5 separate regions of the Mus musculus genome follow, and regions 1, 2, 3 and 4 are each linked to region 5. The links are chromatin loops, found by intact Hi-C in ENCODE. Cell type or tissue: left cerebral cortex. All regions are shown on one strand. Region 1 has its middle 4.3 kb from the start of Mir30c-2. Region 2 has its middle 42 kb from the start of Ppp1r14bl. Region 3 overlaps Rims1 (regulating synaptic membrane exocytosis 1). Region 4 has its middle 17 kb from the start of Gm30442. Region 5 overlaps Rims1 (regulating synaptic membrane exocytosis 1).

Region 1 (5,000 bases), 680 kb before region 5:
ATAATAATAATAATAATAATAAAGCCCCCGAAGTGTGTATCTGAGCCCAGTGGCAGTTGGTAAGGCTCTGTATTTAAATCACCTCACCACTTTCCTCCACCCTACCCTGTGCCAACAACTAGATTGAGGTTTTTAAGCTATAAACCTGGCATACTGTCTCCCCCCCATAAAATCATTTTTTTTGGCCATTACCTGATTTTTAAAATCCCTAGAACACACTACATCTAACATTTCAAGATATATACTAGTCTTTCCTAATCCTCATTTAAAAAACCCCAAATGTACCAGAATTAAAGTAATTATAAACAATACAGAGACAACCATGGTTAACCCTTTGAAGCTTGACTTATCTTGTATACCAGGACTTAGCCATGAGCATTTCTAATTCCTGAAGAATCCTTCATCTAGGCAGGTAGTGACGTCTTTGCATCAGATACCTCCTATTTTCTGATTATCTCCCGGTTACTGCACCTTCTGCCCTCTCCTTTGCATATACTTCATTTAGGCTAAGTTGCCTATAACTTTTCATGTCACTTTCATCTTGCCCATCCATGTAGAAGAGCACATGGTCTGGCAGCATGGTTTAAGGCATACAAAAGTGCTTGCTGCCAAACCTGAAAACCTGGGTATAACTCCCAACCAAAATGGAAGGAGAGAACCAACTCTACTAAGCTGTGCTCTGGCCTCCTCATGTGTGGCTTGGCATACACCAGCCATGCATACTACATACATTTTATTTTCTAAGAGTAGGGGATCATTAGCCCCTAGTTATAACCCCCAAATCCAAATATCTACAATGTAGTAAATAAATCTGTGAGGAACAATGAATTACATGGGAATTTCTAAGGAACTATGAAGAAGTCACAACAAAACCTAACAGTAACTTTCATGTATCACAACTTCACCTTTCCTATTCTATTGTGTTGCTCTTCCCTGGATGCTAACTGCAGTTTCAGTACCTCACTGCATTGTTACAATATGTGCATAACCAGCAATATGTTCTTGTGGAGTCAGTAAAACACTATCCTCACAAAATGTGGAGCTTTATCTCACGCAAGAGTTCTCTAGCTTAATGAAAATATTCTTTGTTCAAAAAAAAAAAAAAAAAAAGAAAAAGTCCACTGTTTCATTAACTTCTTAAGTTCATCTCAAAGAAAAGGTTCCCTTCTCCCATCCAGAACTGCTTGATGGGATTTTCTGTCTAGATTCTTGGTATAACTGAAATCATACTGTTTAAACCAAGACATAGCAAATTCTATAGTGTACAGAATAGACAATCTTCTGGGAAACTCTGTGAACAGATTAAAGTCAGGAGGCCACTATCCTCATGTAATATATCTGATTACATTTTCCTTAAACGTTGGGATCTTCATTCCCACCACCTTCTCTTCTATGCTTGTTTTACTTAAGCTATTGTTCGTAGAAGAAAAAACACATGAATTTAATATAATTGAATCTTATATTTAAAAAATACTATTGCTGTTTTAAGTGGGAAATCTCAAGTTAAAAACAAACACATCCAAAAAATAATCAAACATTATGAAACCCTAAGGTTTGAATGATGATATATGTATTTTTTCAATGGTGTAAATGGAAAATGTTCAAATAAAATTGTCACACCCAATTTTAATCCTCTTTCCACATGAACTGTAAACACAGGTCACTTTGACATTGTTAGTCACAATAAACAAATGTGGATTTTTATGTTGAAAAGTTAGCTAGTTCTGACTATGGCCATAGGGACAGGGGGGTATGGCAGTAGCCAAACAGAAGGTATTTTGATCAGTGTTGCCAAATTGGAACACTTATTAGACAACTATAAAACTTAATCACTGTTTTTTAATTTAATTGGAAAATTGTAGTCCTATCAATGTTTTAGGTAAATCTTGTGCATTTACTATAGTTGCTACTGGAACAACTTTAGAAAGAACTGTTGCTCTGATAGAATAGCAAATGGCTAATGGCATGACTTAGGATGCTGAAACTATTCTGTCTCTTCAGTGAAGGCTTCAGTATAACAAACAGTAGCTTTGATAAATACTAGCTATTTTGTTTCAAGTCTATAATCCATCAACCAACTATGTGCAGGTGCTTTGGGAATGGTTACCTGGAAAGCACAGGAAAGTGAAAGCTGTAATGTGACCAGAGAAAGGACAAAGGAGGGGCTGAGTAACAAAGAAGTTTTTTTTTTTTTTTTTTTTTTTTTGAGACAGGGTTTCTCTGTGTAGCCCTGGTTGTTCTGGAACTCACTTTGTAGATCAGGCTGGCCTTGAACTCAGAAATCCGCCTGCCTCTGCCTCCCGAGTGCTGGGATTAAAGGTGTGCGCCACCACGCCTGGCTCAAAGATTTTTAACCTTGTTGTCAGTACTAATTTTTAAAAAGAGAATCTATTCCTGCAATATTTATACAAGTATAAAAATTACATCAGTGCTCTGTGACTGGAATTCTCTCATCATTCAGCATTCATCTGAAACTGTAACATCACCAGAAATGGAGTAAAACTGCTAAACTAGCCTTTGAGTACCTCAGGTGTTATAAAATGATTAAATAACATAGTAACATCCTATGATGCCCCAGGCATGTTCTCTTAGAGTACCTATCCTTATAAGCACTTTCTGTGATACTATTATACAAACATTCTAAATTTACCACTCAACAATGTCTTCATTCTTTTGGTCTAATCCTTCCTGTAGGAAGAGGACAGATCTTTCTCTTAAGCCAAATGTAAAGTCCAAGCGTTTGTTGCTGCTTCTAGCAACCATAGCAAAGCTTAATAGTCACAGAAAAAGGAGGCCTTTTATGACATCCTAATGGATTAAATGATTCTTTCTCAAAAAGTAGTCTAGAGAAAATAAAAAAGACAAAGTACCAGCAGGTGTCACTAGAACCCAAAGCACTACTGCTTCTCTGCCCGACGGGGCAGAAATGGGAGTTTCACGTTGCAGGAGTGAGCTCAAGCACAGTTTGCAGTGTTGGTGGCTGACACTGCCACACAGTGGCTGCCTAATCTAACCAGGAAAGAATATGCAAACCTCAGCTTAAAGAACTGCACAGTAAACAGGAGTAGATGCTATAAATGATTAAATCTTCTTTGGAGGTCAAGAGCTGTTCAATTTGTATGTTCAGTTTTGACTTTTAGTAGGCAAGCCTGAGGGGTCACACTATGGCGATGCTTCTTGGAGACAGATTCAAAGTGAAGGCGCCCAAGTGATCATTCAGTACTCGTTTAATCCGTGTTACATTAATAATGATCTTAAACTGATTATAACAAATTAAAGAAGCATATTATAATAACTTTAGTGAATATTATAAAAATGCCAGGAAATACAGCATTAAAAAAGGCAACAGAATTAAAATGCTATGCTAAAAGTTATCTAAGATTTAAAAGGGGGCAGAGCTGGAAAGAGGGCCCAGGAAAGTGTTTCTTGTGCAATCCGTATGACCTCAGTCTAATCCTTGGATCTCATGGAAAGATGAAGGGAGCAAGAACCCATTTCATAAAGTCTCACACACATGTGTAGCAGGCATGCCTACTCCCTTACCCCCCGCAAGAGTAATAATAATTACATAAAGAGCAGAAAAAAGAAAGGCTAAAGAAATGCAAACAAATACCAAAGTCACAGACCTAAACTCAACAACACCACTACGTAGAGCAAGTCTAACCCAAAAGTATGAATGTGACTGTATAAAGCTAGACTCAACCTATATGGTTCCTCTGATTCATGGCTGCTATATTTTCTTTTGTTTAAGCTTTAATCTATTCAGCTTCTTTTTCCATTATACCCAGTTAGCTCTTATCAACTTGTGAATGACAAAACAACTATCACTGCACTGTACTGGCTTTTAAATTTTAAGGTCATAGTGAGTAACAATCAAACCTTATTTGCTGCATTAGATTGTATAATCTTCTACATGTGTAGCCATTGTGTGTACCTCTTAGGAGATCATGCAATGTCTTTATAAACTGCTGTCAATCAGTATTAAAACAGGTCATTGTCAAGTCAAGAATGCTTGCTGCTAGAGCTATATGAAGTCAAATAACAAAATGCAAAGATCATTAGGTTTTGTAGTGACCAAAACTGAGATCAATAAACATTTTGAGTTAGCATTTTGTAGCTAATATTTTTACACACAAACACACACACACACACAATCCGGCATGGCTCACAAATCTGTTATGCTTAAGCAACCAAACAACAATAACAACAACAACAACAAAAAAACCTCTACTTTTGACTCATTAATATTTTTAAGATAACTTATCAGGATAGCAAAGTGATAGAAAAAACTCAACATAATATTAATCAAAATAAATGCAATTTCAAGAGTAATTTGACATAATATCTAGTGTCAATATAATAGATTCACTTAAGTTGTTTATATGATACCTATTTATGACACTGCTTAAATATACTGTTACTTTCAATATAATACAATTTCAGGGCTACAAAAATGGACCAGTACTGAAAGGACATAGGTACAGAAAGGACATAGGTAAAAACCTAAAACATTTATGTTTGAACAGTAGTGTGGTAAAGCATGCTTCCTTTGTGGATTTTTTCTTATTTCTCAATGTAACTTTTTATGACAAAGAAGGACTGAGATCTCACAGCCTCATGATGCTGAGTTCTATGATAAGTAAGTATTCTTTTTGAAGAGATAAACATAAGGTGTTTGCTGCTACCCAGTAAGCAGTTGTTTTAAAAGCAGCAGCAGCAATGCAAATATTTCTCGGGTAACCTACTATATTTGATGAAAACAGAACAGAGGCCACCTTGCATTTTAGGAAATCTGACAGTGATCTCTCAGCACAGCACCAAGGGCAGTAGGCTAGGGCAGGATTTTTGTGGCTATTGTATATTAACATGACAGTGTTTTCTTCTGATGAAAAACAGAACCTAGGGGAGCTAAGGGAAGAGAACTGTGCTAAGCTTATACAACAACCGAGCACTGGCATACTTTGGGCACTGTCTTAGTGAGGAATGTTTTTTTCGTCATA
Region 2 (5,000 bases), 460 kb before region 5:
GGGAACATCCGTGATAAAGGCTTCTCTGTGCCAATCAGTGCTCCCTTTCTGGTTGACTCTCTCTAATGTCTCTCTTAACGTCAATACACTTACTTATTAAGTTTTCAGATTTATAAAGTAATGAAAAGGTTGTTATTTTGAGAATGGTTGTTTATAAATTATCACCAAGAATAAAGAAGTTCACAATGTACAAACATTTTCTTTTAGCCAGCAAGTTGAAGATATTATAGGAGTACTATATAATATCTCTGATACTTCCTGAACATATTGTAGAGTCTGGGTTCCTTAGCAGAGTAGAGGCTAATAGTAATACAGAAGAAAAATGGCCTCTAAAGATTAATTCTTTAATCCTTGCAACAAAACTGAGTGTTTATCATAAGCGTATTCTGCCCTTAAAATACAGGTGAATGGGGCACACAGACATTTGACTATAACACGCTTGCATATGAGAAAAGGAGCTAACAGACAATGCACAAAATCCACCGGCAGTAACTGACTGGGAGAAAGAACAGTGGGGGAGTCCTAGTGAGGAGACAGAATTTTAAATTGTGCCTTGAAGCATGGACAGAATATTAGCAGATGCAAAGGCGCATGGACATTCTCGACACAGGATACAGATAGAAGTGCACAGCACCTTGTAAAGGCTGGTTTCCTTCACTGCAGCATTAGCCTCAGTGGTTTGAGAGGCGCATGAGCGCATGCCTTGGTCGCCAATGAGCAACTGGTAGGAAAGATTCTTCAAGAGGTTCACTAGGTGGCGCTCTTTCGTCTTTGGCAGTGACTTTACAAGTCACACCAGAGTATACAGAACTATTGCTGAACTTTTTCGTTTCCCAAAGTATGATGTCATAGTTGTAGTGTGAGAATGCACAGTGTTCCTGCCTGTGTCCGTGCCTGTGGTTCAGGAATGTGCCTTCTCACTTGATGTGAAAACGCTAACAGGATGATGGAGATTCTGGCAGGCATGGTTGTCTGGAATTCTTTTTGCCTTGATAAATTGTTGCCCTAATGAAAAATTCTTCCATTTTATTTATTTTAAAAGTTGTTTTTCCCTGCTTCTTCCCACAACCCCCCTCCCCAGGGCTGGATTTTTTGAGTCCGGGTTTCTCTGTGTATCTCTGGCTGCTCTAGAATTTGCTCTGTAGAACCCTGAACTCACAGAGACTCTGCGCTACTACCACCCATCTGCTCAGGATTTTTCATAACTTGCATTTGATAATCTTTTACTAATTCCTCTAGAATCGAAACGTTTTAACTTTCTATTTTGAAAACATGAATAATAAAGTCCAAATTTTGATAACCCCACAGCTACACAAAAGAAAATACATACGATGGCTGATGATTTTATTAATAAATATCTAGATAAAATTATAATTAATTCAGTCTTTAGGAATAGTTGAGACAAACAACTCAAAAATAAAGTCATAGTACATACTAGATACATGGTGACTTCAGAATATTCTGCTTCTCAAATCAATTCATCTGGAATTATTCTTACCACTGCTTTTTGCCAGCATTGGAGAGAGATTGGCAGGTATTCCAGTAACATGTTCAGTGAACTGACAATTTAAATTCAAAATTCTCTGGAATAATAGTATTTCCAATTACCTTAATAGTGCTTCAGCTCACCGTTTGTTATTGCTGCTTCTGAATGAGACAAGGAGCACTGTCCCGAGGCACAAGGAGCACTGTCCCAATGCACAAGGAGCACTGTCCAGATGCACAAGGAGCACTGTCCCAATGCACAAGGAGCACTGTCCCAATGCACAAGGAGCACTGTCCCGAGGCACAAGGAACACTGTCCCGAGGCACAAGGAGCACTGTCCCGATGCACAAGGAGCACTGTCCCGAGGCACAAGGAACACTGTCCCGAGGCACAAGGAGCACTGTCCCGATGCACAAGGAGCACTGTCCCGAGGCACAAGGAGCACTGTCCCGAGGCACAAGGAGCACTGTCCCGATGCACAAGGAGCACTGTCCCGATGCACAAGGAGCACTGTCCCGATGCACAAGGAGCACTGTCCCGATGCACAAGGAGCACTGTCCCGATGCACAAGGAGCACTGTCCCGAGGCACAAGGAACACTGTCCTGATGCACAAGGAGCACTGTCCCGATGCACAAGGAGCACTGTCCCGAGGCACAAGGAGCACTGTCCCGAGGCACAAGGAGCACTGTCCCGAGGCACAAGGAGCACTGTCCTGATGCATCCTTTTCAAGTGGTTCATTAAAAGAAAAAAAAACTATTTATGAAGCACTTTTAAAAATTAATAGAAATTCATGTTAGCAAGGTGATAGTTTTTATAGACTTCTACTACAAAAATGGTAGCAATGTTTCCTAAGATTTCAAAGTGTTAGCCAATGTCCTCATAAAAGATTAAGAAAAAAAAAACCTAAGGAAGTGACGAATTAAAAGCTGAAATAAGCAGGTGAATAAACTGTACTAGAGTTTGTGGGCAGTGTTTCTATGTATTTCATGTGTGAGTATGGTCTGTTCATTACATGTAGCATAATGTAATAAACAGCCTCAAAGAAAAATAAATGAGCAAATGAATTACTTTAAAAATTAGATCATGTGTTGCTAATCCTACCGGTCGAGAATAAGATCACTACCTCAATTTTAAGCCAAATTTGAAGCACTCTTGATTTAAATACTAGCCAAGAGGATGGACTGTGGCCAGATCCACCTCCGAGATCCCAGAAAACGGCCATGAGTCACATTTTGGAGGGCCTTAAAAAAGTAAAACCCACATTTCGCCACATTACCATTAGATCCAATCAGAGACAAGTGTACACCTGACATATTTCTTGCCCACATCCCTCCTGCCCGCATCGTCCCTCTTTCTTGCTTGTGATCAAGCGCACCCCATATAGATAGACGAGTCAAACAAAACAGGGCAAACAGGAATGTTTCCTTGACTGCAAACAGAGATCTTAAACTGTAAGGCATAGTTTTCCTGTTTTGCTCTCACAGAGTATCCTAATCAATCTTTGAGGCTGATTGCTGACTTCCCTGGAAACTTGCTTAAGGCGAAGCGCTTTAAGAAGCTGGCATCCTCCTATGTAGCAGAAGATGGCCTTATCTACATCAATGGGAGAGGAGGCCCTTGGTCCTGTAGAGATTTGATGCTCCAGCAGAGGGGGATGTAGAGTGGTGAGGCAGGAGCAGGTGAGTGGATGGAGGGGCACCCTCATAGAGGCAAAGGAGAGGGGTAAAGGGGGAGTGGGATGGGGATTTTGTGGAGGGGAAACAGAAGGGGGATATCATTTGACATGGCCGGCCGGTGGTGGCACACGCCTTTAATCCCAGCGCTCAGGAGGCAGAGGCAGGTGGATTTCTGAGTTTGAGGCCAGCCTGGTCTACAAAGTGAGTTCCAGGATAGCCAGAACTATACAGAGAAACCCTGTCTCGAAAAACCAAAAAAAAAAAAAAGAAGACATATAAATGAATAAAATGAGTTGGTCTCCATATTTGGAACAGCATAGCTGTCTTCCTCATGTCTGCCTATGTTACACCTTGCATCTGCATCTCCTTCATGATGCTTGGTCTATGAATGGCCGGCTGAGGGCTTTGCTTACCGTTCTTGAAGCCCAGAACACCCTCTGATTGTCCAGTAATACTCAAGTTGGATACCACTTCTAAAAACCATTCTAGAAGTTTCCTCTCTGTTCCTGCTAGGTGCTTGTTGGCCCGGCAGGTGTATCTTGGTTCTTACCAGTTTTCTGGCTTGACCTCTTCTTCCCAGGGTAACTATTCCAATTGTATCCAGCCCCTGAAGTTATGGGCGCTATTTTTGATTCCTGCCAGTTAAAATCACAGGTAGGGCTGAGTGCTTGTTTGCAAAGTTTCTCTGTCTTTTTCCCTGAAGATGAGGACGTTTGCTGAAAGGAGCCTTTGTTCCTGTGTCATAGCTTGGAATCATTCCATTGTGATAGGGAAATGAGAGTTTAGTATCAGGCCACATGCTATTCCTGGCTTGTCTGCCCTATGGGTTAGTGTTACTGGGGTTCTCTTTAGTCCTCACTCTGTTATTCACACTAGTCTTACAAGCAACATTAAGACTCTAGATCTGGTTTGAACTAATGGACCACTTACGTTGCTAAACTCTTTACTTCCTTGAACTGTCCACAGGTAGAGTGTTGACACTACCTAGTTTTGTCAACATTCCACCTGACAGGAAAGCCTCAAGTGAGGAATTATCTAAATAAGGTGCTGTGGGTATGTCTGTGTGAGATCAGCATGACTGGCACTTGCGATGGGAATGCCCATCTTGCCTGTGGGAGGCACTATCTGGTTGGCTGGGTCCTGAATGCAGGACTGAGAAGCAGAGTTCCTCTAGCTTCTTAGCTGAGCTTAAGCAGCAAGCACACGGGCATGGCAGATGGTGCATTTCTTTCTGCTCTTGACTGTGGATGTGATGGGACAAGCTGCTTCTGCTCCTGCCTTGACTTCCCTGAAATCGTGGACCTTAACCTGAAAATGCAAGCCAATAACACCTTCCTCCCTAAGTGGCTCTGGGTTGTGGTTTTAGTCACCACAGAAACCAAACTAGAACAACATCAAACCTTGTTTGTGAGCTTCACACAAATGCATTAAGTACGCATTGTGAACAAGTCTCTTTTGTCCACAGAACTGATCTTAGTACCTTCCTCTCCCCTTCTGCTTCTCTCTCCGTATCTTTACCTTACTAGTTCCACACATTTCAGACTGAAATGTCTATTTTTCTCCTGTGTTTTTAGGAGAAATAGTTAGGCATTATTAATTTATCTTCTGCATTTTCCTCTCTATTTTATACAGCAACATTGTCTGTCCCATATTGACAACTACCACCATAGCCTACACTAGCAATTCCTCTCCCTGGGCCAGTGAAGTTAGCTCTGAATTAGTCCCCAGCATTCAAGTCACTCTGTGTTTTGTCCACAATCATAAATAACTACTTTGATAATGTGCCACTGCCCTTAGGATAAGTATCAATATTTTGCTGGTTTTAATGAGTCTCTC
Region 3 (5,000 bases), 200 kb before region 5:
AGGCCTTTGCTTAAAAGAAAAGTTTTTGTGGTAATACTTGATCCATCATATCACATATCTGAGAAATTTCTTTTACAAAAGACCCAAACCAAACTGAAGTACTGGGGACAGAGAAATTGGATTTAAAATATGTTTTTGTGATAAATGCAATACCTTTGCCTTGCACTGCCTACTGTGTGTGAATTCTTCTCCACAAGATAGAACAGCAAACATTCATAGAGAGAATGAAAAAGTAGATGGATATTATATGTAGTACCGTCTAACAAATACAAATCAGAATATATTTGTATAGTTAGCCTTGACTTCAAGTTACTGCTGAAATCTAAATTCGATAATGACATTAAATAGGTTTAAATAGGGAAAAATCATTTTACTTCCAGTTCAAGAATTTAAAAATGTTACATGAAGTTGGGAGTATTTTATCCTCATGGTCACATTAGTTTTGTAAAAATCTACTAATTTTAAGTAATATTGTTTATAATTAGAAAAAAATGGCTCTCAAGAATTATATTTTATGATTGACGTAACTGTTTGTAAAATGGGTCTTAATTTTTGGTTGTGTGTGTGTGTGTGTGTGTGTGTGTAGTGTGTCCTGGAACTTTTTTGAAACTCCACTTTTTCAATGAATGTTCCTTCAAGTACCTGTCACCAGGCATCATGGGTCAATATATTACAAAGACAGAAAACTTGTTATCTGAGCCCTAAATCAGGGAAGATCTCATTAGAGGTACAAATCTTATTCTGTTTCTTAAATAAAAGCTTCAAAGAGAAAAGAGTTCCAGAATAGGAAGAGAAGAGAAAGGGAAAACAGTAAGCAGAGATTGAGGGGATGGCTCAATGATGGGAATTAACAATCCATATTGAAATGGTTACTAAAATTGGCTAACACTTATTGAATATTTACTGCAGTCCAGTAGTTACTTTAATTGGTTACAGGAATTTAAAAATATTACATGAAGTTGTAAGTATTTTATCCTCATGGTCACATTAGTTTTGGAAAAAAAACTACTAATTTTAAGTAACATTGTTTACAATTAGAAAAAAAAAATTGGCTGGGTGAAATGTGTTGACTTAGACTGTGTGCTTGAATCCACTCAGTATCCTGTGCAGAAGATTTGGCAGGTGTGGCAAGTCTCAAGTCGTTAGTCTATCCTGAGGGTTTCAGGGATACTCTACATTGAGTCACATCCATGGCTCAACAAGGCTTCAACCCAGACTTTCACAACAAATGCAGCCACTTCCCCAAGCACTACACTTTCTCTCAACCAAGAAGAAACTTCTAACATTTATCCTTTCCTTACATGAGTTTCTGGTCTCTCTTTCAACTCAATCAAGTGGTTTGACAGATTAAGCTAACAGAGAAAATCAGCTGCTGGTCGTAATGGAGCAGGGCTGAGTTCACTTCTGGTGGTGCACAGAACCTTCCTGTGGATTGAGGGGAAGGGAATGTCCTTCAATTTAAAGATAATGAAAACTGTATTAGTACAATGCAAAGACATTTGCAACTGGGCATCTTTTTATATTTGATTTCTTCCACTTCCTGTATGAACATGGGTTACAAAATTCTTAGATTTTGTAGGGTTTCTTACTCATTCCATATTCTGCCCCTCAAGATGTGACTTGGTTACAAAGACAACTTTGGGCATCTCTGCCTTTTTGCTGGGGGGTGGTACTGTGGCCTTGGTTTTCAAACATCTGTCAATATAACCTGCTTGGGGAGAAAAGATGAAGTAGAAGTCTCTATTACTTTAGTTTTCCTCTGTGTGCACACATATCATGTTGTACTTCGAAATGTGTTGAAAGGGCTTGTTTTCCAGAAGCAACAGTTTGCCAAGCAGAAAAAGAATGAACTAGGGAGACTTAAGGAGGAGGTGATTGTAATGTAGGTGTATTTCTATTGGCCCACACGTTAGGCCAGGTATGTGCTACACTATTGTTCAAGCAAGGATGGATGAGAAGAAAAGGGGGAAAGGTGGATAGTGAAGAGAGATAGTGGCTGAGATGTAAACAGGGTCTTTGAATTCAAGATGTCCTATTGGGCAGAAGAGACTGTAGGAGAGAGCACACTTGCTGCCTTTAGTCCCGCTCCACACTGGTAGTAAGTGGGCTTTGACTCAGAGAAAGCTAACCCTGTGCTGTGTAGGAATCTCACTCTCAAAAAAACCTGTCTTAACAAATGTACAGACACACTGTGGAAGTTCTCAAACATTCATGGGAGAAAATATAGAAAAGAGAAGATTTTTTAAAAAGTGAAGAAAACACAGTGGTGTCAGAAATAATGGGAAGGTACAAAGCCATTGTTTTTTTGGTTGTCCCAAAGTGATGTATTTTTAACTTGTGTGTATGCTTTCTCAATAAGACACTACCGTTTATGTATTTACATTACCATATTTGAGGTTCGCTATGCTTTGCAAATGGGTGTGATCCTTGGGCTGCTGCCAACCTGAGTAATAGAAACACAACCTCTCCTGAAGGTTATTTGTTCAACTTGTTCAACAGGAAGGCTGACTCCTGTAAATCAGTCCAAAAACCTCCTAGAAAGCTCTCGGTGTGAATTCCTAAACCACTCTATTCTCCCACGTCTATAAGAAGCATATGGATGAGCTTGTTCTGCGTGGATTATAAGTGCCATTGTGTTGAATTTCATTTACCTTAATGGTCTATGTTCTGTTTTTAAACAACTTTGAACACTGGATCTTCTGAGATCAGACTGCATGTTCTAGATCTGGTCTAGAGGGTTGGAGAAAATTTCCCTGAGGCACAAGCAACAAGAATAATAGAACCTCAGACTCCTACCTGGTGATTCCAGTCTTCGCTGTTTATTAAAGTCCATAATATAAGTGTGGTTATGGGTTTTGTGGGCTGTTTTGTTCATCTGTTGGGGATAGGAGGCTAGCATGTACTGTTTCCTTTATATCTATCCGACATTTTGCTGGATGCTTACAAATACCATGAATCATTTGCTCAGCTCTTGACATGCGCTCCATTCTGTTTGTTGATTTGTTTCCTAACATTAGTGGAGCCTTTAGAAACTTGGCCCCTTGGCCCCTTGCTCACAGCATTTGGTCTGAGAATCCAGTGACCTCCCAAGCAGCAACAGCAGTGCATATGGCTGGTAGGATCCCCTATGCTTGTCTGAGCACATGCCTCTCCTCTCTAACTTCTGTTCTCCTGGCCTACTTGGTCTTTTGCATACAAGTCTCCCTAACACGGTATCATTCTGCTACTTTCTCCTTGACTGCAAGTCTCTGTCAGCCACGTTATTCTGAATTTTCCCAGGCAGGATACTTCTACTCATAGAACTGTATGATAGTCGATTCAACAAGAAGGCCAGGCATTAAAAGTTCAGGTGTTAAAATTTGGTCAGGCAACGGAGTATGCGAGTAGAATAGAGACACCATTCTTCGTATAGCTTGTTGCACGTGTGGTTCCAACCACTTAAAAACATCCACAGTCTGAAAGGTTGACCAGTGACTTGCTCTGTATAATACTGAATGAGGTTTTGGGTTTTTAGTGTGTTTGTTTGTTTGTTTTTAATGCAGAGCTTCTCTGTGTAGCCCTGGATGCCCTATAGACGAGGCTCCAACTCTAAGACCCACCTACCTCTGCCTCCTGAATACTGTCATTAAAGGACATGTACCACCATGACCTACCAAGTATTGGTCTTAATGCTACCATTTTCTATAGGGATAAACATTACCAAGTCATTCCATTTGGTTTCTTGGCTTGCTGTACACAGTGAGACTTGTTAGGCCTGTTCTTGTATCTTATGGTCATTTAACATGGTAAAACAGAAACATCTTTAAATTTCAAATTACCATACCCAAGGAAACTTCTCTTATTGCCTTTATGCTCTGAAATAAGGCCGAGCCCCTTCTTGTGATTTTTGAGGGTGATGTTGGGCATGTGGGGAGGAGATCTTGTTGGAATAGGCCCCACTCACAGTCTCACAGTGAGGGCTGTGATTAGGATTGTAGTCACACTAAGTTGGGAATCTGGCAAGGAATTCAAAGTTAAAATCATCACATGGTCTGATCTGAAATTATGTTTTTATTTCTCATTAACTGGGTTATCAATGTTTGTTATAACAAAAACATGATGGGGAAATGGTAAAGTTTGAGATAACAACAAGGCAAGCACAATTCAAGTGGAGAAGAGAAATTGGCTCAAGGTAGTTTTCTTATACTAAAACACAAAAGTGTTAACTTCTCTGTCATGGAGTATAATAAATGGCTCATTTTTACCATTGAATGGGGGGGCTAATTATTAACTAGTTTTATCTGTTTAGCTTTCTGTTGCATGGTGTAACACGTGCATATAACTTTTTAAAATTTCTGTACTAAATGCCCAGTGGTTTCTGCAGGTATAGTCTCATATTCTCATATCAGGTTTATATGTGTTTCTTTTGGTCAAATAGCTGACAGCAAGGGGTTATACTACAGAAGTGGCTTGGGGCTTTCCTATTTCTGTTGCTATTATGTGAAATCTCCCTATACTTACATGAGAGAAAACTGCTTAAAAGGAAAGTGTCTTAACTGCTGATTTGCCTTTTTATACTATTTCTTTGCTATGGACAGTGTTTTATACTGTCAATTTTAAGTATCTACTTAAGACAACAAATTAGAGTGCCTTTTCCTCTTTATAAGTTGGTTTTTCCCCCTGCCTCAACTTATTTGTATCAAACCACTAAAAAGCAAGCAATTAAAAGTTTTAAAATTTGTTAGAACACTAAGCAATGCAAACAAGGAATCTTGGAAACCACTGTTTGGCCAATAGTAATGGTTTGCTGAAAACAAGACATTGCATTTCATACGATCTCAGTGGGTGCTTTTTTATGGGAAGGCTGCATCCAAAGTTTCAATCGTTTTTAAATAATAGTTGTCAATTAAACTGCACACAGGACTATCAATGCAAAACAGACTACAGTTTAGAGACCATATCCCTGGTATGCAAATTCATTTAAATAGATTTTAGAAAGTAATATTTTGATAATCCCTTTG
Region 4 (5,000 bases), 540 kb before region 5:
GGAAATTGATAAGGAGAATAACCTTTGAAATGTAAAATAGTAAAATAACTAATTGTCTTAGTCAGGGTTTCTATTCCTGCACAAACATCATGACCAAGAAGCAAGTTGGGGAGGAAAGGGTTTATTCAGCTTACACTTCCACATTGCTGTTCATCACCAAAGGAAGTCAGGACTGGAACTCAAGCAGGTCAGGAAGCAGGAACTGATGCAGAGGCCATGGAGGAATGTTTCTTACTGGCTTGCTTGCTCTGGCTTGCTCAGCCTGCTCTCTTATAGAACCAAGACTACCAGCCCAGAGATGGTCCCACCCACAAGGGGCCTTTCCCCCTTGACCACTAATTGAGAAAATGCCTTACAGCTGGGTCTCATGGAGGCATTTCCTCAACTGAAGCTCCTTTTTCTGTGATAACTCCAGCTGTGTCAAGTTGACACAAAACTAGCCAGTACACTAATTTAAAAAAAAAAAAAGTCCTAGGTCCATTTTCACACAGCAAAACAAAACAACAAAAAAAAACAAAACAAAACAAAACAACAAAACAAGGTGAACTTGGAACTGAGACTCACTCTACATGTGATAGGATAAAAGCATCGCATGTTTATGATCACATCTCATATGTTTATGATTGCATCGCATAAGTTTACTTTGGTGCTGTGCGTGCAATCACCTTGTTCATTGCCATGGCTTGTTTATTTATTTAGTTTTGAGTTTTCTCTTTGGGTAGCAATAAACATATAGCTCCATTTCGTAGGTGATGGGCTATGCCCTGCTGTTGTAAACATCACTGGATCAGCTAGCTATAAGGGAAGAAAGTAAATGATTTATATTATTTATTTATAAATATTTATATTATTATTATTATTATAGAGTGAATTTCAGAAGTATGAATAAGTTTCAGTCATTAGAAGCAATCCAAGAGTTATTTTACCTGTTACAATTCAAGAGGTTGACTTGGGTTTGCCGAGTTCACTGGGCAAGCATGCAGACCTAGTGTGAATCTCCTCATATATGCCTCACATGGCTCCTGTGTCATTAACCCCTGTGCTGAGGTTGAGGGAAGATGGAGACAGACAGACACAACACAAAGGGTTCAGCTTGAAACTTCTGTTTCCAAACCAAACCAAACCAAACAAAACAAAACAAAACAAAAAACAGCTAAGAGCTAATGCATAGAAAAGCAAAAGTGGGTACTTCATCCAAGGTCCCTCCCTTTGAGTCCTGAGAGTTTCTCACTTGCCAGGTTTCTGGTACATTTTAGAGGGTCTCCCTGCCTCTGAAGATGGGGAACTTGTAGAGTTTACCTCCAGTGGAGGCACAGGACATCAAGTGGAGGGATGCTCTGACCCAAGATTGTTCCTGTCTGAAGGAACTGTGGGGACAAAATGGAAAAGAGCATGAGAGAAAGGAGGTCCAACGACAGGTCCAAATGGGAATCCAACTCAAGGGGAGGTCCAGACCCCTGACACCATTACTGAAGCTGGGGTGTGCTTTCAGACAGGAGCCTAGCATGGCTGCCCTCTGAGAGTCCCAACAAACAGCTGAAAGAGTCAGATGCAGATACTAGCACCCAACCAATGGACAGAAGCTGGGGACCCCCGAGATTGAATTAGGGAAAGGCTGGAAGAAGCTGAGGAGGAGCGTGACCTCACAGGAAGACCAGCAGTCTCAACCCCCGAGATCTCTCAGACACTGAACCCCAAACCAGGCAACATACACCAGCTGATACGAGGCCTCGGCACATATACAGCAGAGGACACATGGTCAGGCCTCAGTGAGAGTAGATGCACCTAGGGAAGCCTGATGGGGTGGGGGTGGAGGGTTGAGGACATCCTCTTGGAGATGGGTGGGGGGAGCTATGGGATGGGGAATGGTTGGGGTAGGGGCAGACTGGGAGGGGACTAAAGTCTGGACTGTAAAAAAGGATTAAAGAATAAAAAAATAAATAAGTTTTTATAAAAATAAAAGAAAAGTGGGCTTTGCTCCCTTTAAGAATAGTCCACTCGTGCATCACGGTTCCTTCCTTCAGAGAAGCAATGATAATGAAATATTGATCCCACGGGATTCTTGAATTACTAAGTAGCTTATGGCGTGCTTTACATGTTAATTGGCAATAGGCTTACTCTAATTACAATACATTGATTAAAATAGTAATGGATTTTTGGCTGTTTTCAATAAGAGATATATTAAATATGTTTTGAAATGACTACTCATTCTCATAAAATAAAATAGAGGTTTAGGTTACGTTTCTTACATTATAGTTTTGCCTCTTCTTAAATTGTAATATAAAACCAAGTTATTATTTATATTCTCCATGAAAAGGCTCATTGTAAGTAGAAATGTTAATGTTCTCAGTACTAAATATAAGTTCTATAAATTCTTCAATATGTGTATCTACCTGGGCATTTTATTTCTTTCTATTAAAGAAGGTTTCTTCTTCTTCTTCTTCTTCTTCTTCTTCTTCTTCTTCTTCTTCTTCTTCTTCTTCTTCTTCTTCTTCTTCTTCCTCCTCCTCCTCCTCCTCCTCCTCCTCCTCCTCCTCCTCCTCCTCCTCCTCCTCCTCCTCCTCCTTCTTCTTCTTCTTCTTCTTCATAGACGGATAGATGGGACTGGGAATTATTACTTTGGCCACCAGATGGAGCCAGTATTATTTGAGAAATAAGGATACTAATAGTTTTCACATTTTTCCATTGTCTACTAATCCAGGAGTTTTATATTTGATTCTAAGACTGGTGAAGGATTACAGAATTAGAGCTTATAAATGGAATATATTCTCATCAATTGAAAGCTTTTTCCAACATTTCCTACAGTGAATAATCTAAATTTCTTAGGTGTAAACTGAAGGCATTATTTAAGATGACCTGAAGTGGAATGTTATAACACAGGCTGGGAATGTTGTGTTGGTGCCATTCAAATGTCATTGTGCCACCTAGAAAGCATTGTTTGGCATTCCATCTTTCATAATCAGAGAGGTTGATGGTGTTGTTATATAAAAGAATTTAATTTAGGAATAAGAAGTATTGAGACATCAAGATGAGGTTCAAAAACCTTTTGAATGGTATCTGTTTTGAAAACCTTACTGGACAGAGAAATGTTGAGCACTATTGAGAGACTGTGAATTTATGTTCCTGAGAAGAGAGTCTGAGGCTTCATTAAGGTCTGAGGTTAACCTCCACCAAGCAGACCTTGAAGTTTTCACAAATGCTAAAGTTACTTGCAAACATCTGAATGCATAAAAACTGTAATTCAGTCAAATACAACTTTTAAACATGTGATATTCAGGACAACTTTTACTACATAGAAGAAAGAAGGCCCACATATATAGTACATACATGCATGTAGTGCATGCATGTATCTATCTTATATTGCCTTCAGTTATGCCTCTGTTTTTACTTCCCACCTTTTAAAATAATCAATATGTCTTCCAAAAGTTGATTTGTGCACGCATCCCCATGTATATGCACATGTGTGTGCATGTGCATGCACCTTTATATGTTGTATATGCATCTGAGTATGTATTTCATGTTCTATCCACATACTCTGGTCACATGAACACTGATTTACAATCTAAACATGGTGTTACTGGTGAAAGGGCTATTGATGCTGAAAGAAGACATACCCACAGAGTAGCAGGAAGTGGTTAGTTTAAAACAAGACTGAGGCACCATCTTCAGAAGACTGTGAGTGATGGTGGCCAGGTGCTGAGGAGCTCAGCAACCTTTCAGAGCGTGGAATGCCAGGGAGTAGAATTCACACAATTAGTCTAAGCCTGTAGTGTGATAATGGATTTGACAAAATGATTTCATGGATAAGAGAGAGGCCAGAAGGGAAGCTGTAGGTAACAATGGGAGAAGTCGAGTGTTTGATGTCTGAGCTTAATGGGCAGAGTTTTGAAGCAGCATGCAGTTCCTAGGTGACTATCAATTATAATATAAAAATAGAGGCTTGCGGTTGCTAGGATTATATCTAAATAGAATTGTGCATTGATTGAGTTAATGGAATATAAATTCCATTTAGGGAGCCCATTCTATGAGTGTGAAATTGGGGCATGAGAAAGAATGAGAAAGAAAGAAAAAAAAAAGACAAAGAAGAAGCAGAAGTAAAGCCAGTGGCTGAGAATATTTGACTCCAGAGTGAAACCAAGTTCTTAGTCAACACTGCCTTTCCTAAACTCTCTGTATTCCATTCTCAGTGTCTTCTCCTCCTCTCCATCTCCCGGATATCATTGTGACAAGTTCTTAGGGACGCTATCCAATCGCAGGCTATTTTTTTGCAGGAGGTACTTGAGTACCATTAAACAACAGAGAGTAATTCAGGGGAGATAGGAAGTAGGAGATGGGAATGCTTCCATGTCTTCTTGCTAAGTCTTCTGGGGAGGCATGGCGAGTACTATCACTTTCAGGACACTTGCTCACTAAGTGGCTTGCAGAGCTTGGCTCTTCACTGGCAGGGATCCTTCACAATGACGTAGGAATGGAAGCACAAACTAGGAGTCTGTCTGTCCACTACAGCTTCTTAAGGATAAAATCAGATTGTACAATATGGTTCAGGGAGGGGTGCTGGCAGTGTGATACCCCAGCAACGGCATACATGAAGGGAGTATGTGAGCTGGCTCAGAGAGGCTTCCTGAAGGAAAGCCTTAGTCTTTAAGAAATATGGAAAAATCTTCGCTCTTTTCTATACTTACTATTCTTAGGTTTGGTCTTTTCACTGTGCCCTAGATTTCATGTATGTTTTGAGTTAGGAGATACACACGTAGCAGAGGATGGCCTTATATAACATCAATGGGAGGGGAGGGAGGCTTGCTGCTCCAGTTTAGGGGCATGCTAGAGGGTGAGGTGGGAGTGGGTAAATGGGCAGAGGAGCACATTCATAGAGGCAAAGGGGGAAGGGGAGAAGGAAGCAGATGATGGGGTTGAGGGGTTTGTGGAGGGGTAACAAGGAAGGGGGATATCATTTGAAATGTAAATGAGTAAAATGATTAATAAAGAAATAAAATTAAAAA
Region 5 (5,000 bases):
ATGTACTCACATCCTTGGAGTAAGACAGAGGTAATACATTTTTCTTTCTATGCTCAGAATAAGATAGCTCCAGCTTTCTCCACTAAAGAATAACAAGGTAAGCCAGAACCTCCGAGCAGACCAGCTTAGAATGTTATAGGTAACTGAACAAGAGCTGGGCAGCTGGCATATGCAAATAGGAACTTGACCAGGAGAAAAGGGTGTCTTGGAAAGCAAGTTCATCAGACACCCTGCAAATAAAACCACCACAGTTTGTATTTTACTCTGTGGCTCCTGAGAATCAAAGCAACATAGAGAGCTTTGCAAGACCACTCCTATTTTAAAACAATTATCCTGGGCAAGTATAAAAAGAAAAGTAGCTATTACTTCTCCAAATATCCCCGAAAGGTTCATGTAGCCACAGGGTTTTCGTTCTGGAAAAGAAGAAAAAGTGAACAAATTTGTTCAGCTCTCTAAGAAGAAGGATGAACTCAAAGTGTGTAAATTTACTAAAAGTAAAGGCAGCAAGTGTTTGATATATTAGCAGTTTTCTAAATATTGTTGATCAGTATGGATTTTTTTAGAAGGCAAGGTTTGTCTTGTGCTTTCCTCATAGAAGATACAGCCACGAACTGGTTGCCTTACACTTTGTATTGATCATCTCTTGGACACAACCATCGATTAAATTAGCAGTACATGGAGCAATTGTGATGGAAGTACTTTGTATTTTTAAGTCCAAATTAACCAATTGATAATACTTTTAAAAAACTAGATCTCTATACTTTTATTCTTGTTCCTCTTCCTCCTCTCCCTTCTCTTCCTCTTCTTCTTCAGAAATTATGAAGAAGCAATAAACACTATATATATATATATATATATATATATATATACATACATACACACACACACACACACACACACACACACACATATATATATATATATATATATATACTAGGAAAGTTTTCAGGAAATGCATGTGATTTCTTGCAGTGGCTGAATCTCCCAGGCTTTCATCAAGAGAATTTCATCCCATGGGCTTCTCTTTCAGACTGACTTTTCCCTGAAGAAAAGTCCCCTCCGACCTTACTAGTGGTCTATTGATCAGTAATTCAAGCGGCTCATACTGATACTCATATCCCAAGAAACTCTACCAGTCATAGCTGCCTCCCAAAGTTATTAGCTTAGTGTATTCAGAAACTTAAAAGCAGAGTGCTTTCTTCCCTGATGTATTATCCATGTGCGTGCATAAAATAGCTCATATGTGCTGAGCTCTCCCTTGTCCTGGACATCGCACTCCACACTTAACATTGATTCTCTCAATTAACTTCCCAGCGATTCTGCCTGATCACTCTTATTATTGAAGCCCATATATGGAGAAATTTTAAAATAGGTTTAAATAAGTCTTTATGTTCATTAAGCTAAGAAATAGATAAGGTAGATTTGATATACATTTGGCCAAGCAGGCCAGCCTCAGACATAGATCCAAAAGTTAGATGTGTTCTTTTTCAAAAATTCCATTGCGTCAGTGGCTCATTCATTTGCCTTCTTCCTACAACATAGTGAGCTTGGTAAAATTGGTCAAGACGTCAGCAAAGACACGATTGATTTTGTGCTGGGCCATGCATGTAGACATGAATGGTTTACTTAACACTTGGTCTTGATCACCGTCATTGACTGAGGTGCCAACACCTGGAGCTTGCCTGTCATTTGATATGTATATAATACAGAAGCTGCCACCAGTGCATTTACTATTATTAAGGATATGTGTGTTTTTTAGCTGAATATATATATAAGTGCATCGCATGCTTACCTTGTTCTAGAATGGGACATCAGATCACTTGAAACTACAATTACAGGTACTTGTGAACTGTTGTACAGTATTGCTGGATCCTCTGTAAGAGCAGTAACCACTCTCAAACACCCAGCCATCTCTCCAGCTCTCCGATTATGATTAGTTTATTAACATTTAACCATTTATATTCAAAACTTATTCCTTATACATTCCTCGTGGGATGGTTTCTCCTCATTTAACTCGGTTATCTTCTCTTGAGTTGTACTGAAAATCAGAAAACCTGTTTATCAAAGTTTTTAAGGGGTTCACCTTCTTGTGGCCGGTTTTCAGTTGTAGCGCTCTATTACATCTGCAGTTGACATTGTGCCATAACCAGAAGTAGTGTTTTGAAGAACTATCATGGAGAACTGACAAGCCTCACTATATTCTGGAGCACAAATCCTAGGGAAAGTGAGAGGATCCAAACTTTAAAGGCTTGCAATCCAGGCTCCATGTCCTGAGATAGCTCCATTTAGTGGTTCCACAGGAGTGGCCTCCTATGGTAAATTGAAAACGGAATTAAAAATAAATGCTTGGCTAAAGCAACAGACAATAAAACACTAATAGCTAATCACCCGTTAGGCTCTGGCTCTCCCTAAGTGTCCTCTTACCGTGCTTTCTTACCGTGCTTTCAGAGCGCTGTGGGACGCTGATTGGCCGAACAGCATTTTAACAGTGCTAAGTGGAAGAAGAAGCCTCAAAATGATAACACATGGACCGTAGAACATATACAACGAAACCCATTATATATCATATATATGTGCATGAGTACACTTGCGTGTGTGCGTGTGTGTGTGTGCGCGCGCGTGTGTTTGCGTACATATGGATTAGTATTAATTGTACATAGAATGAAAATCTTTAAAGGAGCAGGAATTGCAAGATTTTTATAAATATCTCTTGTTCTTTTCCAGTCACCTCTAAACGCACATTTTTTTTATCCTGGTAAGTGACACCCCTGCTGGCTGTACAAATTTTCTTTAACACATTAGATGTTTTTAAGAAAAATAATTTAAATAACTGAGAAGGAAATGTAAAAATAAAAGCCAGCACTGCCACCTGCTGGACACTTGCATTAAGCACTATTTATATTTTTTTTTCCCATTTTTAATTAGGTATTTAGCTCATTTACATTTCCAATGCTATACCAAAAGTCCCCCATACCCACCCACCCCCACTCCCCTACCCACCCACTCCCCCTTTTTGGCCCTGGCGTTCCCCTGTACTGGGGCATATAAAGTTTGCAAGTCCAATGGTCCTCACTTTGCAGTGATGGCCGACTAGGCCATCTTTTGATACATATGCAGCTAGAGACAAGAGCTCCGGGATACTGGTTAGTTCATTATGTTGTTCCGCCTATAGGGTTGCAGATTCCTTTAGCTCCTTGGGTACTTTCTCTAGCTCCTCCATTGGGAGCCCTGTGATCCATCCATTAGCTGTCTGTGAGCATCCACTTCTGTGTTTGCTAGGCCCCGGCATAGTCTCACAAGAGACTGCTACATCTGGGTCCTTTCGATAAAATCTTGCTAGTGTATGCAATGGTGTCAGCGTTTGGATGCTGATTATGGGGTGGATCCCAACAGACAAATCATGGTTTTAGATACAGGAAGAAAAATAATTTTTGAACTATAGTAACTTAAAAGGAAATTATCCAGGAATTGATGTAATTAATTGTCTCACATACACAAAACCCTGTTGGACCTCCAGAACTGGAAAAGAAATACATGAGTGAATATTACTTAATAACATCATGGGTGAATTTCAGAATTTTTAAATATTTCAAACTACACGTTTAAATCCACGCATGTGGGGTTAGAAAGAAGGATCAGATATTATTCACACATAGTACATATATGCATTCATACACAGCATTTGAATTTTATAGTTATTTTCATAACAGCAGTGTTCAGACTTTTTTGTTAAAATATAGTTTTTGATTATGTTAATGAAATGAAATCCTGTTAGCACATATATCACAGATAGTACATTTTCTAAATAGACTATAAACTCCTTGAAAAAAAAAACTTGACTTACTTTCAACAAAAAATATGATGTTAACATTATAAAAATAGCACATCTCCAAAACTACTACTCAAGTAAGGCATTGTCTTCTGATTGTTGCCATGCCTCACCTGTTGGGCATCTGACATGTTTTGTTGTTGTTGTTTTGTTTTGTTTTGTTTTGTTTTGTTTTTAGGAGCTCTTAATTAGTGTAAGGGTCCTAGAAGATTTCTCTTGTCTTTAATTTCTATATCTTTAACTTTATCGTATCTTGATGCTGTCCATTTATCAATATGGTAAAGGAATACACAGTAATGTCTCTCTGTGCGTTTTCCCCTGTGATTGAGAAAGAATCAGAGGCCATACCTATTGTGTTCACCCGCCATTCCACTGCAGTCTCTTTGAATGCCACATGCAAACTCTGCTAGGTTCCATTCCTCCCTTTATCTTGGAACAAGATGTCAGTTTCCTTCAAACTCTGCCACCTGGACGTGGAGAAGTAGCCCTTTCCTCCTCTTACCTAATCCACCTGTGTGTGCCTAGACTTTGTAAAGGCAAGGCATGAAAAAGATGGAGATGTGTTCTAGCCTGTGTCTACTCTGAGAAAGAGGAGGACACACAATGTAACAGAGAAGTGGGTTCATAAGAACCTGTGCTAATTCCAAAGCTTTCTCTGAACTGCAGTCGTATCAACTGTTGACAGCCTTGCTATAGTATGTACCATTGCTCACTGAACGGACCTCACCATCACAGAATCATGGAGTCCTTGAATTGAATTCACAGCTACTGCAATAACACACTGATATTATATAGAGGGATAGTGACATAGCAACCTTATTTATAATAGCCAGAAGCTGGAAAGAACCCAGATGCCCCTCAACAGAGGAATGGGTACAGAAAATGTGGTACATTTACACAATGGCTACTACTCAGCTATTAAAAAGAATAAATTAATGAAATTCCTAGGCAAATGGATGGACCTGGAGGGCATCATCCTGAGTGAGGTAACCCAATCACAAAAGAACTCACATGATATGTACTCACTGATAAGTGGATATTAGCCCAAGAAACTTAGAATACCCAAGATATAAGATACAATTTGTAAAATACATGAAACTCAAGAAGAACGAAGACCAAAGTGTGAACACTTTGCCCCTTCTTAGAATTGGGAAGAAAACACCCATGGAAG

The links. A loop is a pair of places that touch in the nucleus more often than their neighbours do. Peaks named below come from ENCODE experiments on the same cell type or tissue, not always from the same donor. Only the 100,000 strongest peaks of a DNase experiment are listed, where the experiment ranks them.
Region 1: it touches region 5 in a loop (5-fold over the local background); 13 of 42 quality-filtered maps call a loop at or near these places.
Region 2: a loop joins it to region 5, with 5 times the contacts of the local background. A loop is called at or near these places in 18 of 42 quality-filtered maps.
Region 3: a loop joins it to region 5, with 3.0 times the contacts of the local background. A loop is called at or near these places in 5 of 42 quality-filtered maps.
Region 4: a loop joins it to region 5, with 12 times the contacts of the local background. A loop is called at or near these places in 20 of 42 quality-filtered maps.

What each region holds. Positions count from the first base shown.
Region 1 is chr1:23,284,870-23,289,869 of GRCm38, reverse strand. No RefSeq gene overlaps it. Among named protein-coding and RNA genes, the nearest start is that of Mir30c-2, 4.3 kb to the left of the region's middle. In left cerebral cortex, a CTCF peak has its summit at 2,903 (motif pointing right); a DNase peak (open chromatin) is centred at 2,935.
Region 2 is chr1:23,057,943-23,062,942 of GRCm38, reverse strand. No RefSeq gene overlaps it. Among named protein-coding and RNA genes, the nearest start is that of Ppp1r14bl, 42 kb to the left of the region's middle. In left cerebral cortex, CTCF peaks have their summits at 748 (motif pointing right) and 3,119; DNase peaks (open chromatin) are centred at 759, 2,744, 3,102 and 4,292.
Region 3 is chr1:22,797,931-22,802,930 of GRCm38, reverse strand. All of the region lies in intron 1 of Rims1 (regulating synaptic membrane exocytosis 1), which reads left to right. Among named protein-coding and RNA genes, the nearest start is that of Rims1, 5.7 kb to the left of the region's middle. In left cerebral cortex, no CTCF peak of the experiment used is centred here; DNase peaks (open chromatin) are centred at 2,130 and 2,532; H3K4me3 peaks cover 234 bases.
Region 4 is chr1:23,138,369-23,143,368 of GRCm38, reverse strand. No RefSeq gene overlaps it. Among named protein-coding and RNA genes, the nearest start is that of Gm30442, 17 kb to the right of the region's middle. In left cerebral cortex, a CTCF peak has its summit at 2,653 (motif pointing right); DNase peaks (open chromatin) are centred at 2,628 and 4,578.
Region 5 is chr1:22,602,371-22,607,370 of GRCm38, reverse strand. The region is part of intron 3 of Rims1 (regulating synaptic membrane exocytosis 1); the gene reads left to right. Among named protein-coding and RNA genes, the nearest start is that of Rims1, 200 kb to the left of the region's middle. In left cerebral cortex, a CTCF peak has its summit at 2,849 (motif pointing left); DNase peaks (open chromatin) are centred at 2,473 and 2,748; H3K27ac peaks cover 561 bases.